Regions from separate parts of the Homo sapiens genome. Here region 2 is linked to region 1. A link is a contact called in ENCODE Hi-C or POLR2A ChIA-PET data. All regions are on one chromosome and are shown on one strand. The core of a region is the stretch at or near the end of the contact, and the rest is flanking DNA. Distances in the headings are between cores, read along the strand shown. Region 1 holds the start of ATP5IF1 (ATP synthase inhibitory factor subunit 1). Region 2 overlaps PHACTR4 (phosphatase and actin regulator 4).

What was found. Hi-C counts contacts between places; a loop is a spot of excess contacts on that map. ChIA-PET counts read pairs that join two places held with the same protein, here RNA polymerase II (POLR2A). Pooled maps may share reads with other maps.
Region 2: a loop to region 1 is called in a pooled map, with 2.3 times the contacts of the local background. The contact joins the enhancer-like site here to the promoter of ATP5IF1 in region 1. A Hi-C loop is called at or near these places in 6 of 168 maps with a recorded cell type or tissue (CD4-positive, alpha-beta T cell, CD4-positive, alpha-beta memory T cell, K562 and 3 more), 11 of 37 single-sample maps with no recorded cell type and 18 of 50 pooled maps. POLR2A ChIA-PET finds 5 or more read pairs at or near these places in 8 of 52 experiments (CD4-positive, alpha-beta memory T cell, H1, OCI-LY7 and 4 more).

The regions. Positions count from the first base shown.
Region 1 is chr1:28,234,839-28,241,597 of GRCh38, forward strand. ATP5IF1 (ATP synthase inhibitory factor subunit 1) reads left to right here and starts at 1,286. Exons shown (of 3, transcript NM_016311.5): 1 at 1,286-1,432; 2 at 1,523-1,614; 3 at 2,999-3,262. The coding sequence starts at 1,346. The coding sequence ends at 3,140. RefSeq lists enhancers at 185-691, 1,485-1,544 and a silencer at 524-748.
Region 2 is chr1:28,412,029-28,419,342 of GRCh38, forward strand. The region is part of intron 2 of PHACTR4 (phosphatase and actin regulator 4); the gene reads left to right. Among named protein-coding and RNA genes, the nearest start is that of PHACTR4, 46 kb to the left of the region's middle. RefSeq lists a silencer at 5,425-5,484. Within about 2 kb of position 5,488, at least 4 of the 41 ENCODE cell types and tissues checked have a DNase peak (open chromatin) inside an H3K27ac peak, as active enhancers do; they include endothelial cell of umbilical vein, where a contact is called at or near this core.

The DNA.
Region 1 (6,759 bases), core at 36-2,535:
ATTTTTGAGACAGTTTCTCTCTTGTTGACCAGGCTGGAGTGCAATGGCGTGATCTCAGCTCACTGCACCCCCTGCCTCTCAGGTTCAAGCGATTCTCCTGCCTCAGCCTCCCGAGTAGCTGGGATTACAGATATGCGCCACCATGCCCAGCTAATTTTTCATATTTTTTTTTTAGTAGAGATGGGGTTTCTCCATGTTGGTCAAGCTGGTCTCGAATTCCCAACCTCAGGTGATCTGCCCGCCTCGGCCTCCCAAAGTGCTGGGATTACAGGTGTGAGCCACCGCGCCTGGCCTGCTCTTTTCTACTGCATTGCACCACATTGCCAAAAGTGCAGTTATTAAGCCCATTCAACAATATGTTGCTAACGAAAAAAACAAACTAAAATATTTTTAAAAGGTTTATTCTGAGCCAAGATGAGTGACCATAGCTTGGGGAAACACAGCCTCAAGAGGTCCTAGGAAACTGTGCCTGAGGTGGTCAAGTTATAATTTGGGTTTTCTTTTTTTTTTTTTTGTTTTGAGACGGAGTCTCGCTTTGTCACCAGGCTGGAGTGCAGTTGCGCAATCTCGGCTCACTGCAACCTCCGCCTCCCGGGTTCAAGCCAATTCTCCTGTCTCAGCCTCCTGAGTAGCTGCGATTACAGTCGCGTGCCACCGCACCCGGCTGATTTTTGTATTTTTAGTAGAGACGGGGTTTCCCCATGTTGGCCAGGCTGGTCTCGAACTCCGGACCTCAGGTGATCCACCCACTTCGGCCTCCCAAAGTGTTGGGATTACAGGCGTGAGCCACCGCGCCCAGCCAGAACACTGACACTTCTCATAACAAATGAACGCGATTTATGTATATCTAAGCCAGGGCACATTGGACGTCGGTATCCTGGACATCAGCATCCTGGACACAGCTCCCAAACCCCGAATTCCCCCATTTTATTGATGCTAGCAGGCCAGGGAAGGGAAAACTTCCTTTGGGCTTTGAATAATAACGACTTTAGAATTGAAATCGTGGGCTGGAGGTGGACGCCACGCCTCATTCTGATGGGTCCAAGAGCCGAAATTTCGGCTTCTGGCACTCTCCTCACTCAGCTCTCTAAACTCCTCCATCATTCCTCTTTCCAGTCCTTTGGCCCTAAGCCCTTGCTAGCGGTTGGCTAAGAAGAAACCCGTCTCTTGCTCGGGATTCGCTGTGAGCTCCGGGAAGCCCGCCTCCGCTCTCCCGTGATTCGCTACTCCTGTGTTCATCCGCCCCTCCGTCGACCAGATTGGGTGCTTGGCCGTCCCTGCCATTAGCGCGTAACGAGAGACTGCTTGCTGCGGCAGAGACGCCAGAGGTGCAGCTCCAGCAGCAATGGCAGTGACGGCGTTGGCGGCGCGGACGTGGCTTGGCGTGTGGGGCGTGAGGACCATGCAAGCCCGAGGCTTCGGCTCGGATCAGGTACGCTGCGGCAGTGTCCGCTGCTCCAGCCCCGCGGGCGGATCCCATCTTTGCTTCCGTACCTTTACCAGTGTCCCTGTCTCTCTGCAGTCCGAGAATGTCGACCGGGGCGCGGGCTCCATCCGGGAAGCCGGTGGGGCCTTCGGAAAGAGAGAGCAGGCTGAAGAGGAACGATATTTCCGGTGAGGCTCACCGGGTCCCAAGTCCAGCCCTGGATCTCCCAATGGCCTTCCAATCCTTAAACTGCCAATCGCCCCACCCGTTCCTACCTGGTGCCTTGGGCGCCCCATCCCCCAACAGAACTCCCGGGCCCCAATCCAGTATACCCTAACCCTTGATGTCCCGACCGTTGCCACGTATAGGGCACTCCCAGTTACCTGCACAACAGTTTCAGGCCCCCAAACCGTTTCCACCGGCGGGTCTCCAAAACAACCCACGGCTCAACTCCTCCTTTATCATTACCATCTCCCGCGTGGAGTTCTCCTCAGGTCGTGCGAAACACCCCCAGATTCTTCGCACAGTGTCTAGATCCGACCGCCCAACGTTTGCCTCCCAGCCTGACTCCCTCGGCCCTTACCCACCTGTCACCCCCTCTACGCTCTCCTTCCTCGCCAGCACGCCTTAGCTTTGCAAGCCTGCATGCATTCAGGCTTCTCAGGTGTTTCTAGACCCCCGACTCCGCAAGAGTGAGGATGATGGGAGCTGGTCATGGGAGCTACTTATGGTTGGACACCATCTTCTAAAGGCTTTTGCCCTACTCAGCCCAACCTAGACCTGTAGATTTCCCTCTCCTGCTTAGGAGTATGGAGTGGGCTGGGCCTCCCTTTGCCAGCCTTGAGTTATCTTTAACTGACTTCTGTCCACTCTGGAGAGCAGTGAGGAATTAATCTTGCTTTTGCTTGTCCTTTGGCCTTTCACTTCTGCCTTCTGTTGAGAATTATCACCATGACACCTGCCATACCGTATAGAGAGCCAAGGTACAGCCGTTAGAGACTATCTAATTGAGCCCCTACATTTTGTAGTTAAGGAAAACTGAGGCCTAAATGTGACCAAACCAACATTGTAATCCAGTCCCTTCTTGGAACCTAAATTGAACTGCCAAGTACTGCGCATGCAAGAGACCCTTTATTGGCCTTACAGTGGGCCATTCATTTCTATAGGCAAAGAAAGCTCTAGACAGATTGGAATAGGAAATGGATATTTGCCTTTTAGCTACACCCCTTTGTCTGTCTTCCTCATTTTGTTCCTTTTTTTTTCCCTAAAGGGGAGTCAAGTTCCCTGGGTTGTTCCCCTCATAAGGTATTAGGGACTTGTGTCACATCTCTCTGGAGTTTTCTATTTTAAAGAGGAATCTGAAAGCAATAAGCTCTTTGGTCTTCTTAAGATGGCTACACCTCAATTTAAGATGGGGTATTCTTTCACTAGTTGAGGAGTAGAAGAGGATGACCAGCTAGACTCCCATGGAATTGGAACTCCTATTCCTTGCTTAGACATTACAGGTTATGCTTTGAGATCTCTTTGGGGTGAAGGATTGAAATTAAACCCTGAGCCACCGTGTCCTTGTAGAGCACAGAGTAGAGAACAACTGGCAGCTTTGAAAAAACACCATGAAGAAGAAATCGTTCATCATAAGAAGGAGATTGAGCGTCTGCAGAAAGAAATTGAGCGCCATAAGCAGAAGATCAAAATGCTAAAACATGATGATTAAGTGCACACCGTGTGCCATAGAATGGCACATGTCATTGCCCACTTCTGTGTAGACATGGTTCTGGTTTAACTAATATTTGTCTGTGTGCTACTAACAGATTATAATAAATTGTCATCAGTGAACTGTGTTTGATGCCTTCTTCTATCTGGAAGAGATAGACAGACACCAATGGACTGCTAAAATGGATTAGAGGCGTCCCTGCATCCAGGAACCCACAGACAATGCACAGTGTGATAAGTGCTATGAAACAACACGAGTTGGGGGGATAGGTGTGACACAGACAAAGTACCCCTCCCCGTCTAATTAGAGGTGTTCAGAGAAAGCTTCCTGAAGGATAAATCCCAATCTGAAGCATAAAGATCAGGAGGATCCTGGAGATCCGAAGGAGTCATTGCTTCAAAAGATACAATTAGGCCAGGTGCGGTGGCTCATGCCTGTAATCCCAGCACTTTGGAAGGCCAAGGTGGGTGGATCACCTGAGGTCAGGAGTTCAAGACCAGCCTGGACAACAGTAAAACCCCATCTCTATTAAAAATACAAAAATTAGCCAGGTGTGGTGGCACGCACCTGTAGTCCCAGCTACTCAGGAGGCTGAGGCAGGAAAACCACTTGAACCTGGGAGGTGTAGGTTGCAGTGAGCCGAGACTGTGCCACTGCACTCCAGTCTGGGTGACAGAATGAGACTCTGTCTCAAAAAAAAAAAAAAAAAAGATACAATTGAAAGTACCATCAGTTAAAACAGCATTTTGCATTTTTAAAATGGTTTAGAGGATACTTAATATGAGCTAGTCATCCTTGTTCTAATTTTGTAGATTGAGAGAACTGGAATTAGAAATCATGTGATTTATACAGTCACTCAGCACCTTGGCAGTGAGACTTGTGTCCAGGTTTTTTGACTACTAAACCAAGTCTGTTATTAGCAGAAAATCAGAATTATTTCTTAGGTTATATTTTGCTTTGCCAAGTATTTTGTTTCAAATTAGACTTGAGGGCCTAGTATAACTAAATTATTATACAAACTAGTTGTGTAACTCCTCTAGGCAAAAAAATTTGAGGTGACATTTGGGCCATTAGCAAAACATTTTCAGTTCACCAGTTCAGTAGAGTATTTGCCCAGGATTGTAATGAGTTATTTGTTCTAAGACCCTATCTATCTCACAAGGGCCTGTAGGACCATTGAGTGATAAAAGCTTGGAGAAGTCGCATTGACCTTGTCTGTACAGACAAAACACTAGATAGTTTGACTTGCCCATGAAACTGAACACAGCCAGGTGTGGTATGTGCCTACAGTTCAGCTACTTGGCAGTCTGAGGCAAGACGATTGCTTGAGCCCAGGAGTTCCAGACATGCCTGGGCAGCATTTTGACCCCATCTCTTTAAAAAAAAAAACAAAAAACAAAAAACTAAACTTTGAATTATAATGATTATAATGTTGCTGAATCTCAGCACTGAGGCCTCAGTAGTGCCTATAAATCTTGCAAGTGGCCAGCAACAAAATAACCTGAAAAGATGAAGTTCAAGAAACAATCATACTAAGTCAAATGCCTTTTATTTTAACATTATTAACAGTGCAACACTTGAAAAGTTTAAAAATTGGAAACAAGTATTAGCAAACATCTTTAATTTTGCATATTTGTAACCAAAAAAACAAGGTATACAAAATCCCCTGAATTTGTACATGATGGTGTTTTTTTGACTTATAATCAACAATTGCCTTACTAAGAGTGATGTTCCTGAATTGTTTCCTCAGTAAAGGTGTACCATAGGCTGGGTGCGATGGCTCATGCCTGTAATCCCAGCACTTTGAGAGGCCGAGGCAGGCGGATCATCTGAGGTCAGGAGTTCAAGACCAGCCTGGCTAACATGGCAAAACCCCATCTCTACTAAAAATACAAAAATTAGCCATGTGTGGTGTTGGGCACCTGTAATCCCCGCTACTCGGGAGGCTGAGGCAGGAGAATTACTTGAACCTGGGAGGCAGAGGTTGCAGTGAGCTGAGATTGTGCCACTGTACTCCAGCCTGAGAGACAGAGTGAGACTCCATCTCAACAACAACCAAAAAAAGATTAAATAGGCTAATTTAAATATATCTGAACTTTGTGAAAATGGTAACTCATGGTCTTTTTGTTATGATATACCTGTGGTTAATTTTTCTATCATGCTGCAGTAAAAGCAAGATGTAAATACTGAGTAATATCACAAACATGTTTGAATCCTAAAAGAATTTATGTGACATGAGCCAGTAACCACTGAAAAAACAGCACAGGTCATAGGTGGTTCTTAGAATCAGGATAATTTGGAAAATACTACAGCAGTGGTTCCATGAGCCAGCAGTGTCAGCATCACCTGGGAACTTGTTAGAAATGCAAATTCTCGGCAGGGCGCGGTGGCTCTTGCCTGTAATCCCAGCAATTTGGGAGGCCGAGGTGGGTGGGTCACAAGGTCAGGAGTTCGAGACCAGCCTGGCCAATATGGTAAAACCCCGTCTCTACTAAAAATCCAAAAATTAGCTGAGCATGGTGGCGGGCACCTGTAGTCCCAGCTACTCGGGAGGCTGAGGCAGAAGAATCGCTTGAACCGGGAGGCGGAGGTTGCAGTGAGCCAAGATCGCACCACTGCACTCCAGTCTGGGCAACAGAGCAAGACTCCGTCTAAAAAAAAAAAAAAAAGAAATGTAAATTCTCAGGCCCCACCACAAACCTGCTGAAACGAGGGGTTTGACTCAGCAATCCTTTAACAAGCCCTCCGGTTGATTCTGTCATGTATGCACCAAAGTTTGACGATCATTGTAGTACAGGTAGTTTCTCATGGAATCTGCTGGCATTTTTGGGTAAACACTTTTATAAAGACAGATTATTAGGTATAATAAAAGTAACTATATATGTTTAATATAATTCATAATATGAATGTGACTTTAGAATTTAGAAATAAATGGTTCTTGTATGGAACTTGTTAACATTTGAGAACACAGCATTCCACAGAATACAGTTTGGGAAATACTTCACTTGTATAATATATTTATTGCCTTAGTCAAAATTCTTTTTGTCCTCCGCCTCCCACTGCTTCACTTGACTAGCCTAAAAAAATAAAAAATAAAATCCTTTTTGTTTACATGTAACAGAAACCAGCACTGGCTGTCTAAAGGGGAAGAAAAAGAGTAATTTACTGGAAGAAATAGGGGCTATTGTCTCACAGAATCTCAAGAAGATTTCAGCAAACAAGACTCAGGAAAAAAAGGGACAGCAGTAGCCAGAGGAGTTCTGTGAACTTACAGGAGCAGATCTGTCTAAGCAACTTCTAAACCCTCTGGGTCAGAATCGGGCTGGCTGGGCTGGGCGCAGTGGCTCCCCGCTGTAATCCCAGCACTTTGGGAGGCAAAGGCGGACGGATCACTTGATCCCAGGAGCTTGAGACCAGCCTGGGTAACATGACCAAACCCCATTTCTGCAGAAAATACAAAATAATAATAATAATAATAATAATGGCGGTACAGGCCTGCAGTCCCAGCTACCTGGGAGGCTGAGGTTGAAGTGAGCTGTGATCATGGCACTGTACTCCAGCCTAGGCAACAGAGTGAGACCCTGTTTCCAAAAAAAAAAAGAATCATTGGGGTGCTTTT
Region 2 (7,314 bases), core at 4,238-6,737, 180 kb after region 1:
GGACAGATGCTTACACATTTCATTATATAATATTTAAATATCATGTTCGTTAATATCACTATTGGTCTCGTTGAAAAAAATGTTAAATGTTGGGAAGCTGTCAAGCTCATTCTGGATGTAAATTTTCCAAAATAGGAATTTCACTTGAAAGCTTGAATTCTATCACTAGCAACAAATACTGTTAATTTTCTTTATTAGTGACAGGCTTACTTTTGAGAAAATGCCTGTCAGCTATCTAAGCTTGAATAACATAGCTTGTTGTTCAGTCTTTCAAGTAAAAATAGTATTCCATGAAGAAAACTGTCTAGTTCAGTTTGCAACTCAGTCACACAAATGCCTTTCCTGGAGATAACCATCATACTTAGTATACAAATGTGCTTTATACATATTTCTGTTTCATCATAAACAGTAATAAAAATATATGTACTAAAGGGTTGATATTTATTAAAACTAATATTTTTTATTGCTTTATCAAGGACATTCTTAAAGTTGAATTTATTTTTCACTGTAACTGTGTAGTTGTGAAGAATACAATGATTTCTGCTACAGTTTGGTGCTGTTGCCTTGATTTGTGTTAAGGTGCTAACAGTTTTGCTCACCATTGCTTTTGTACCATCAGTGCAAGTGTCAACACAGTGGAAAAGGCAAATAATTTTTTTGTATTCTTATGTATTTAGTTTTACCTCTTGGACTTCTGAAAGGATCTCAGGGATCCCCAGAGATCAGCAGATTATACTTGCTTCATTTTCCTGAGGTTCCTAGAGGCCCTTCTATGGAAGTCATGAGTAAAGTTAAGATTTAATCCTGGAGATTGTATTGGGCAGGGTTTCAGTGTGGACTAGGTCTTGGACATTTGACAGAAATATGGTCAGAGGGAGTGATTAGCTCTGTGGTTTCTCCTAAGCAGGAGTACCCTGCACCACTACCCCCGGGCCACAGGAGGTGAGCAGTGGGCCAGTGAGCATTACAGTCTGAGCTCCACCTCCTGTCAGATCAGTGATTAGGTGGAACAGTTTCATCCCAAACCACCCCAACACCCCCGTCTGTAGAAAAATTGTCTTCCATGAACCTGGTCCCTGGTGCCAAAAAGGTTGGGGACCGCTGGGTTAAAGAAACTTTTGTGGAGCGAAATGAGTCTGGAACTCATTAGGCAATCAAGTATGTTCAAAGAAGAAATCCATAAGCATTTAGTCAAGACAGGCTGAGGGCCAGGCTCACCTGGGTACTGTGTTCTTAGCTTTAAAAAGGATAAATAGCAGCAGAGATATTGGTGATGACAGCTTTCAATATATCTCTTGAGTCACATTGCTCCAGTCTGTGTACAGGTGGCCTTGCAGTCTGTAGAGGTGGTACGCAACTGTCATCCTGGGTTATCCAGTCTCCATTTTCCTGACAGCTTTGCTTCTTTCCTGTGTTAGCTCCTTTGTTTCCTAAACCCTCATGTCTTCCTCTGTCTTGGTTGCCAGTAGCTTTTTGATGTTGAACCTCCTGGAATAATTATCTAATTCATTTCTTTTTCCTTTAGATATGTTTCCTGCAAGATTTATTCAACTTTATCTTCTACTTTTATTAAATTTTTCTTTTCTACTATTAGAGTTTAATCTCCAGGAGGTCTTTTTGAAGTCTCTGCATGTTTCTTTTTATACTATCCTTTCATTCTTTCAACAGATTTTCCTTGCCCTGCATAGTCTCTTTTTTTCCTAACATTGTTTTTAAATATTGATTTGGTTTCTTTTATGTTAGAGTTTTTCTCTGATGTCTAGTAATAATTAACTGTCTGCTGATGGTTAAAAGTGAGGGACTAAATAGCCAGTTAGAAGCTTTAAATGTATAGGCAGGTTGCCTTTGGGTGAGCTTCTTGGCCTTATTGTTGATGAACATTCTCATATCAGTATCAGGGTCTAAGGGGCACAGTCTTCCCACTGTGTTTGGATGGTAAGGGGTGAAGAAAACTGACTGAAGAGACTGCTGCATTCAGCATTAATTATGCATATTTTCACTTAATTCTCTTCCATTTTTAATTTTACTTGTATTTGTATTTTATTTTACTTTATTTTTATCTTTTGAGATGGAGTCTTGCTCTGTCACCCAGGCTAGAGTGCAGTGGCGCCATCTCAGCTTACTGCAACCTCTGCCTCCTGGGTTCAAATGATTCTCCTGGCCTCAGCCTCCCGAGTAACTGGGATTACAAGCACCCATCACTGCCTGGCTAATTTTTGTAGTTTTAGGGTTTCACCATGTTGGCTAGGCTGGTCTCGAACTCCTGACCTCAGGTGATCCGCCTGCCTCGGCCTACCAAAGTGCTGAGATTACAGGCATGAGCCTCTGCAGCTGGCCTTATTTTCTTTTTCATTTTATTTTTTTATTTTTATTTTTTGGGGTCAGTCTTCCTCTGTCTCAAAAAAAAAAAAAAAAAAAAAAGCACCGCAGCCTCGACCTCCTGAGCTCAAACAATTCTCCCACCTCTGCCTCCCAAGTAGCTGGGACTATAGGCACATACCACCATGCCTGACTAATTTTTTTACTTTTTGTAAAGATGCAGTCTCCCTATGTTGCCCAGGCTGGTCTTGAACTCCTGGGCTCAAGTGATTCTCCCACCTCGGCCTCCCCAAAAGTTGAGATTACAGGCATGAGCCATTGCACCCAACCCCTTCCATTTTTTGTACCATATCCCTACCATCAGTTGCCTTTTGCGACCCCTTTCCAGAGACCATTTGCTTTACACTTTCTTGGAAAACAGATTCCAAAATTCCGCCAGAGTTAGTGTAGGACAGACATTGAAGATCATGGAGTAGGGAAAGTGATAGAGGAATCAAACAGCTTTTACCTTGCTTCTCCTGATTTTAGGTCACCTCCCTTTCATCTCATTTCAGAGACCTGGATAAAATACAATGAATGTATTACTTGTTAACCTATACTGGTGTATACTACCAGTTAAAAGAAAAAATTAGGCTGGGCGCGGTGGCTCACCCCCGTAATCCTAGCACTTTGGGAGGCCGAGGTGGACGGTTTGCCTGAGCTCAGGAATTCGAGACCAGCCTGGGCAACAAGGTGAAACCCCGCCTCTACTAAAATACAAAAAATTACCCAGGCATGATGGCGTGCTACTGTAGTCCCAGCTACTTGGGAGGCTGAGGCAGGAGAATTGCTTGAACCCGGGAGGCGGAGGTTGCAGTGAGCCAAGATCACGCCACTCCACGCCAGCCTGGGCAACAGAGCGAGACTCTGTCTCAAAAAAAAAAAAAAGAGAGAGAAAAGAAAGAAAAAAATTCATGGCTACACTGTACATAAGTGCTGAGTGAAGGAAGGATCCAGAGAGGATGTGCATAGAATTTGTGCTACCATGATGCTCCACACCCCACTACTTTCAAAAATAGCTAATTCGTGCTTCTGCTTTCTTCCTCCCTTTTCAACTGCTTATGGAGTTAACAGTCATTCTCCCAAGAGCATACCAGAACAAAAGGGACTGAAACCCTAGCATATCACTTATTTAAAAGTACTGAGTTGTGACTTCCTTCTAAAGATTTTTGAGGTGGAGGAGGATCTGCATACTAATTGCCTTCCCAAAATGTTTTAAATCATCTGAATACTTCATTAAGTTTCTATATACCCTCTCTTGTATAAATATGAACATGACTTGTTGAAAATACTTTTTTGGGTGTGTTTGGTGATTGTTTAATGAGATGTAGATTATCAGTTTGCATTCTGAATTTAAAGCTAGTTGCAAAGGCTTTATTCATATGCATGGCATTCTGGAAACAAATTTATAAGATAATACCTCCTTTTGATTAGAATTTGTATCATATAGGAAATAGGAGAAGTAGTTTGTTAAGGTAGCAAATAGAATTTATTATTTCCTAAACAAAGTCAATTATTTTTTTCTTATTCTGTATCTGAATTTATGAATTATTATGATGATGCTATAAAGGAGTTTTTTTCTAGCTGTTTAAGAACATTTGCCAAGGAGCCAAACTCAAGACATAATGCACTTCAAAGTTCATGGGAAAACATTTTTGATGTTATGTTGTTATCACTTGAAGCTCAAAATATGCCAGTAACATAGTCCTTCCCTCCCTCCTCTTTAAGAATGAAAGACAAAATACAAGCTTAATTAGTTTTGAGGTCCTCAGGGTGTAGGAGTTAAATTCCTCCAGTATTACATGATGCCAAAATTGATGCTAGTTCCATTTTTTCTCCTAGTGGTCTTGATGAGAAATTTAATATAGCATTATTATAAATATATATTAAATATCCTCTGTCATCTTATTTCCTGAAGGGGTATAAAGGTCAACATGTTTTTACTGTTACATCCTACCCACTGCCCAGTAGTAAACACACAATACATATCTGTATGTGTTTCTTCCAGTGGTTTTAATTTTTCTGCATAAGATAGAATTACCAATCTTAAGGAAAACAGAGTACACAGGCACCAAATTCTGTGAACCTGAATAACAGATATTATGTAATTATTTTTTCTGTCAGTAGAAAAAGATGAGCTGTAGTAGTAGTAGTAGAAGCCTGGAAAGGCAGTAATGCTGACATTCTGGACTATTGCCTGTGTCCTCTCACCACTTTTTATCACTTCTGACTACGTCTTACTCCTAGAAAATCATAGCAAGTGGGATAGGTTGACTAAATGCATGGACTGGTTTCCATCTGAATTTATTGCTGCAAACTGAGCCCTTATCAATGTGTCATGCACCCTGGACAGACGATGATATATGTCATACAAATGTTTTCTTCCAGCCTGTGGCTTGTCTATTTGCTTTCAGAGGCTTTTAAAGTAATGCAATCCAATTTAATCCATTTTCTCTTTTATAGTTCATAATTTTTGTGTTTTCTTGAAGAAATCTTTGCTTAACCAAAGATTAGGTTTTATTTTAAGTTGTTGATTCTTTTTGAGTTAATTTTTAGATATGGTACAAAGTTGGAAATATTCTCCTTTGTCCACTGAATTACCTTGACACCCTGTTGAATTCCTGATGAAACTGGTAATTTTCTTTCTTGCTTTTTTTTTTCTTTTTTTTGCTGTTCCCCCCTTCCTTCCCCCTGAAATGGGTAATTTTCTAGGAAAATATAATTTGCCAAAGGAACTCAAGAAATAAAAATCCTATGTAGACTAGTGTTAAAATGTGATTAGGCCAGGGGTTTTGTGGACAATTTAATTCATGTTGATGAAGCAGATGATTGCAGTAGTCCCTCCTTATTTATGGGGGATATACCAAGACCAAGAATGCCAGTGGATCCCTGAAATCATGGATAATACTGAACCCCAATATGTACTGTTTTTTTCCTGTATATACATACATACATATGTACCTGTGATAAAGTTTGGATTATAAATTAGGCACAGTAAGAATTTAATAACAATAACTAATAATAAAATAGAACAAATAAGTAAAACAAAGATTACTTGAACACAAGCACTGCAATACCGCCACAGTTGATATGGCAACTGAGATGGCTGCTAAGTGATTAACAGGCAGTGAACACATACGGTGTGGATATGCTGGACAAGGTGATGGATGATTCACCCCTGGGCAGGACAGAGCAGGATGGCATGAGATTTCATCATGATACTCAGAGTGGCACATGATTTAAAACTTACAAGTTATTTATTTCTAGAAATTTTCCATATTATATCTTTGGACTGCAGTCAACCACAAGTAACTGAAACTGCAGAAAGTGAAACCACAGATAAGAGGGGACAGCTCTATAATGCTATATCAATCAGTATAGCAGAGAAAAAGAAAGTATACCTGTTTATTTTATAAAGTTGGCAAAATCTTGATAACTAAAAGCTGACAGTCTGGGCATAGTGGCTCATGCCTCTAATCTCAGTCCTTTGGGAGGCCCATACGGGAGGATTGCTTGAGCCCAGGAGTTCAAGAACAGCCTAGGCAACATTGGGAGACCCTACAAAAAAAAAAAAAAAAAAGACACAAGAATCTTTTAAAAAGTTAGCCAGGTATGGTGGCACACATCTATAGTCCCAGCTATTTGGGAGGCTCAGGTGGGAGGATTGCTTGAGTCCAGGAGGTCAAGGCTGCAGTGAAATGAGATTGTGCCACTGCACTCCAGCCTGGAGGACAGAGCACAGCCCTATCTCTAAATAAATAAATGCTGACAAAGATAGTAGAAAAATACATTTGTCCGGCTGGGTGTGGTGGCTCATGCCTATCCCAGCACATTGGGAAGCCAAGGCAGGCAGATCACATGAGGTCAGGAGTTTGAGACCACACTGCCCAACATGGCGAAAGCCTGACTCTACTAAAAATACAAAAAAAAAAAATAATAATAATAATAGCTGGGCGTGGTGGCAGGCAACTGTAACCCCAGCTACTTGGGAGGCTGAGGCAGGAGAAACATCTAAACCTGGGAGGCAGAGGTTGCAGTGACTCAAGATTGCGCCACTGCACTCTGGACTGGGTGACAGAGCAAGACTCCATCTCAAAAACAAAAAACAAAACAAAACAAACAAACAAATACATTTGTTCTATTCCACTTAATACAGCTGTAGAAAGTCTATATAAATTACATGTAGATTAAATCCAACAAATCATTATTTTTTCTTATTACAAAAACAATATATATTTCTTTGAGAAAAATGAGAAAATATGGCATAAAGGAGAAAATTTTAAGGCCAGGTGCAATGGCTCACACCTGTAATCTCAGGACTTTGGGAGGCTGAGGCAGTGGATCACCTGAGGTCAGGAGTTCGAGACCAGCCTGGCTAATATGGTGGAAACCTGTCTCTACTAAAAATACAAAATTTAGCCGGGCATGATGGTGTGCGCCTGTAGTCCCAGCTACTTGGGAGGCTGAGACAGGAGAATTGCTTGAACCCTGGAGGCAGAGGTTGCAATAAGCTGAGATTGTGCCACTGCACACCAGCCTGGGTGACAGAGAGAGACTCCATCTCAAAAAATAAAAAAAGGAGAAAAATTTAAATCATTTGACCTTTCTATCCATTGGTAATTACTAATAACATTTTGATATATCTACTTTTATGATTTTTTTCTAGGGAAGTTTTCTATGTACAGTAGTTACATTTTTTAACATGCCAATTTATAGCTAGCTGTTTTCTGCTTGTTTGGTGCCCGCCCCCATGCCCAGCTAATTTTTTTGTATTTTTAGTAGAGACAGGGTTTCACCATGTCGGCCAGGCTGGTCTCGAACTCCTGAAATTAAGTAATCCACCCGCCTCGGCCTCCCAGAGTGCCAGGATTACAGGCGTGAGCGACCGTGGCTGGCCTGTTTTTGTCCCCATTTGATATGTCAAATCTATAAATATATTGAAAGAATATGACCCAA